Linked DNA regions of Homo sapiens: region 2 is linked to region 1. A link is an interaction called in ENCODE POLR2A ChIA-PET data of the cell type or tissue named here. Cell type or tissue: Panc1. All regions are shown on one strand.

Region 1 (2,500 bases):
TTTCTTGGTGTGGAAGAATAATTCAAGCGTGATTTAAACATTTTAAGACATTGATTTGAATTCCTCAGTGTAGTGTCATAGCCTGCTTCGAAAATACGTCTCATTGATTCCTGCCTCCTGATATTCTTGTTCTTGTGTGTGTAGATACTTCTTCTGGTATACAAAGTTCCTACTTACTTGCTTCTAGTGAATAGAATATGTTAAAAGTGATGAAATGTTACTTCTAAGATTACATTATTAAAAAAAAAAACAACATGACATTTCTGTTTCCCTTGTACTCTCTCCCTCTCTGGCTCTTCTCACCTGCTGTGAGGAAGACAGCCACCATGTTGTAACCTTCCCTATGGAGAGGCCTATAAAGCAGAAAACTAAAGGCAGTCTCTGACCAATAGCCGGCAAGAAACGAGACCCTCAGCTCCACAGCATGCAAGGAACTGAATCTTGCCAACAATCACATGAGTGAGCCAGAAGATCCAGCTAAGCAGCACCAAAATTTGTTATCCATAGAAACTATGATGTAATAAATATAATTGAAGTTTTGGGTTAATTTGTTACACAGCATTACTAATGCACTTGGATTTGTAAGACTGCTTTTTAAAGCAAATTTAAATAGCTAGATAACTTAATGACATTTCTGAGATCTTAAAAAAGGGTCATTACAACAGACTTGATGCCAACTTTCCCACAATACAAATAATTTGCAGGCTAATTATTTATGATCTCACTAATACAAATTTTCAGAGGAAGTTTATTTTCCTTATTTTCTTCTGTTTCCCTCATTTAGAAGAGATAATCTAATAACTAAAGTAACTTGAAAATTATGGACAGGTTTTTTTTTTAAGATTCTAAAATTATCTGCCTCAAAGGAAAAACTGAAATCATATCAAGATAAGGTATTTATTTCAAATATTTTTAAGTAAACTGTCAACCTGTTCCAAGGTTAAGTGTGGTTTTACAAAAGTTGATTCTCTTTCCTTTCACTTTTGACCCAAATATCAGTTTCATCTAACCACAGTTTTTAAATAGATTATGGAACAAGTCTCTCTCTCTCTCTCTCTCTCTCTCTCTCTCTCTCTCTCTCTCTCTCTGTGTGTGTGTGTGTGTGTGTGTGTGTATCTCATAATTTTGGTTGGTTTTAGGTTATAGATAGTTCCACTGTAGTGAAGTAAACCAGTGTGTTATCAACAAATATGTATTACATGATCTAAAGGTAAAATTATGTCTTGTTAACACTCTTTTTAAAATGCTAAACTTAAATGGGTCCTTGCTATGGGCAAGGTGTGATTTGGCAGGACCTTAAATCTAAATGACTTGTTAATGTTGGAAATTATGACCAATACACAAAGGGTTGGAACCTACAGTCTGTTCAAATGACTGTTCTGGTGTTTGATATAAAAGGAATGTAATAGTAAGTTCTTCAAATATTCTCAATGAAACTAAAGTGTTTTTCTCAGACTGTGATGCTCTTGGTGATAAAAAATAACATCAACACAAGAAAACTTACTTGACATACTTAATTTCAAATGCTTTTGCTTCTCTGTATTTCTGAATTTGTTGTTTAATAAACCTCATAAATATTTCACTGTTTCACTGAGAGAAGTTACCTTAAATAACTCCTTCAGATAAAGAAAAAAATTAAAAACAAAGTCACAAAGGAATATAGTTATATGATACTATGTTGAAAATTGTCAGGTTTGGCAAATCCTGATCATTTTTCTTCCGTTGCTGAGAGACTGAAATAAATTTGATTAATCTACCTCTCTACCTCCAAAGCTCCATTAAATTAATCAGAATACAAATGGGAATTTAGTAAAACTAGAATATATTTGAGGGGGTATATTTTTGCTGATTATAAAAGCAGTCTGAACTGTAATAACTTTTATTTCTACCAACTATTTAGAAATAGTTGATCAATAATTGCAAATTCAATACCCAGAATTGATTTCCTTCCTTGTTAAATTAGAGAAGGTATTTACAGTGGCATTTGTTTACAAAATGCAGCTTAAACATCTGCTTCCAAAGTCGGTGTTTTCTTTCTTCTACCGTTACTGAGTCAGATGAAGTCTTAACTGCTGTCAACGTAGGCAGATCTGAGTACATTTCTATGAAAATACTTGTCCTCAGGTCTCCTCTACTCTGATGGGCACAGGATGTTCCACTGGAGGAATTTCATCGGACAAAGTTTTCACAAATCTGTGCAGATCAGTTCTATTTAGTACTTTAAGTCCCCTGTTATACCCTGTACCAGGGCCCCCTGATGACTAAACTTAGATATCCTTTAAAAATGGAATGATCAGATTCAACTATTTGAAGAAAATACTTTGGGGCACCTGGGGAAAATTCAAAAGGACGTAAATATTAAAGAAAGTAAAATGTGGAATGTTCAAGTACAGAGAATTGTCTTGAGAATCAGGACACAGAAGTTTTCTAGTATCTGTTCTACGAATAGCATACCCTAGTTCTTTAAAGTAATATAGGATCTCCTCTCAACAGGCTGGCC
Region 2 (2,500 bases), 1.1 Mb before region 1:
TGTATTCTCCATGGAGATGCTTTCTTAAAGGAAATTATTATAGCCCCAGGAAGAAATAGTACAACATAGAGTAGAAATGAGAATACAGATGACCCTTGCACCAGATCTTGAAACATCCTTTTGTGTTTTAATGTACTAATATTTTTTATTCTTCTAGAGACAGACAATCTTGAGGCTTTGAGCCTGTCCTACATTGCTGTTGTAAAGAAATAGAGTAATATAACATATATATATATATATATATATATATATATATTTAGCATTATTGGTATTGAATGGCATTATTGAATAACTAGTGAAATCTAGAAAAAACTTAGCCTTTGTATTCAATTAAAATAGTAGGATTTTTTTTGACTGTTTTGGTTTAGATACCAAAAGATTAAATTTTCACTTTGTGATGATAATAATTTGGCAATTTAGAGTTGGACTTGTCTTTTTAAAGAGTCTAATATGTGTAAATTAAAAATTATACTTAAGGACTTTAAAAACTAGAATGATTTGATATAATCTTAGACATTAAAATATAAAAGATAGATTTAAATTTACTTTTTATAATAAAAGATTTTCCTTGATTTTGCGAATAAAGGAAGAGACCAGACAAGGAAATGCTGGTTGTAAAAAATAAGCTATACTAAAAATGGAAGCAGATTTCAAATGATACTTCTTAATTTGACATAAATATTCTGTAATTGAATCATTCTTTCTGGACCTGTGAACTTCTCTGATGTCAGTAAATGTTGCACGTGTGCAGAAAATGGAGAAAACAATCAGTCCTTGTGCCCTGTTGTTAAATGTACATTGCTGTTAATTATGCTTTCTCTGCTGTTACTCAAAAATAAGCTTTGAAATTAAGTGTTTACCTTTGGGAGTTCTAATAACTCTCTTTTGTTACTCTCACATTTATCAAGTTGTAAAGCTCATAATTTAGTTACATAAGCCAAGAGTGTAAGTGGGCAGCTCATTTTCTCTACAAACAGTAACTTATAATAATTTCTCCTTGTACTGTAGCTAAGTAAAAAGAACCCCTTGCTACCTTAGAAATCAACTTGCCCAGGATGACTGTACAAAAGAGACCATGGGACAGCAAGGAGGAGAGATATTCCGTCAAGAGGAAAAGAAAAGCAATAAAAGTAGGGGGAAACATGACCAGCAAAAAAGAAACAAAATTCATCTCCCTCATCTAAACTCAAGAGGGCCGATTCTTCTTGGTAAAATTTTAAGAGCACTCAAGGTAGCCAGAATTAAGCTGGCAGAAACTATAAACTTCAAACATTTTCGGGATGATAGAATTATGTAACTTACTTTCTTTCTCTCTTTCTTTCTCTCTCTCCTTCCTTCCTTCCTCCCTCCCTCCCTTCCTTCCTTCCTTCTCTTTCTCTCTTCCCCCCTCCCTCTCTCTCTCTCTTTCTTTTTCTCTTTCTCTTTCTTTTTTCTTTCTCTTTCTTTCTTTCTTTTTCTCTCTTTCTCTCTTTCTTTCTTTCTTTCTTCTTTCTTTCTTTCTTCTTTCTTCCTTCCTTCCTTCCTTCCTTCCTTCCTTCCTTCCTTCCTTCCTTCCTTCCTTCCTTTCTCTTTCTTGTGGAGGAGTTGGGCAAATTGTAACTTTTGAACTATGTGCTTGGTGAAAGTGGTTTACTAAGAATCTTGTCACGTGAAATTAGAAAATGTGATGATGATTATTATAGATTATCATCAAATTATTCCTTTCTTGCTTCCAGTCTTAGGGTTGACTATAATCATAGTAAATTGATTTATTTAGAAGATTAGATCTGGAAGGAACCTTAGGAATCTTACAGCCCAACTTCTTGAGATTTGGAGAGGCTTAAGAGACTTTTCTAAAGGCTTTTCTTTTGAGATGGAGTTTTGCTCTGTAGCCCAGACTGGAGTGCAGTGGTGTGATCTCGGCTCACTGCAACCTCCCACTCTGGGGTTCAAGCTATTCTCCCAGTGCAGCCTCCTGAGTAGCTGGGACTACAGGCGCCCACCACCATGCCCGGTGAATTTTTGTATTTTTAGTAGAGATGGGGTTTCACCATGTTAGTCAGGCTGGTCTTGAACTCCTGACCTCAGGTGATCCTTCTGCTTCGGCTTCCCAAAGTACTGGATTACAGGCGTGAGCCACCATGGCCGGCCTTCTAAGGACTTATTAAATGACTTTAAAAAATTCTATAGAATTTAGAATTAGAGTCTCTAATGTTATATTTCACTTTCTTTTTTGAAAATTATGACTTTACCTCGCAGGCACATAATAGGCATTTTCCAGACTCCCTTACAATGAATTGTGGCAGAATGTGGACCAATGGAATGGAGGTGGGAGAGACATTAACTTTCTTCAGGCCTGGCCCATGAAACCCTGCCTAGCATAATCCCCTATTTTCTTTTCCTGTCAGCTGCCTTAAGAAAGAGGACTCAGCCAGGCACGATCCTCACGCCTGTAATCCCAGCACTTTGGGAGGCCAAGGCAGGCAGATCATATGAGGCCAGGAGTTCGAAACCAGCATGG

Evidence for each region. ChIA-PET counts read pairs that join two places held together with the same protein. Peaks named below come from ENCODE experiments on the same cell type or tissue, not always from the same donor. Only the 100,000 strongest peaks of a DNase experiment are listed, where the experiment ranks them.
Region 2: POLR2A ChIA-PET joins it to region 1 with 7 read pairs; 2 of 35 experiments call an interaction of 5 or more read pairs at or near these places.

The regions. Positions count from the first base shown.
Region 1 is chr3:174,065,478-174,067,977 of GRCh38, forward strand. The region is part of intron 4 of NLGN1 (neuroligin 1); the gene reads left to right. Among named protein-coding and RNA genes, the nearest start is that of NLGN1-AS1, 150 kb to the left of the region's middle. In Panc1, no CTCF peak of the experiment used is centred here; no DNase peak of the experiment used is centred here.
Region 2 is chr3:172,959,564-172,962,063 of GRCh38, forward strand. All of the region lies in intron 5 of SPATA16 (spermatogenesis associated 16), which reads right to left. It overlaps LOC105374221 (a long non-coding RNA gene), which reads left to right and starts at 961. Exons shown (of 3, transcript XR_001741022.1): 1 at 961-1,231. In Panc1, no CTCF peak of the experiment used is centred here; a DNase peak (open chromatin) is centred at 995.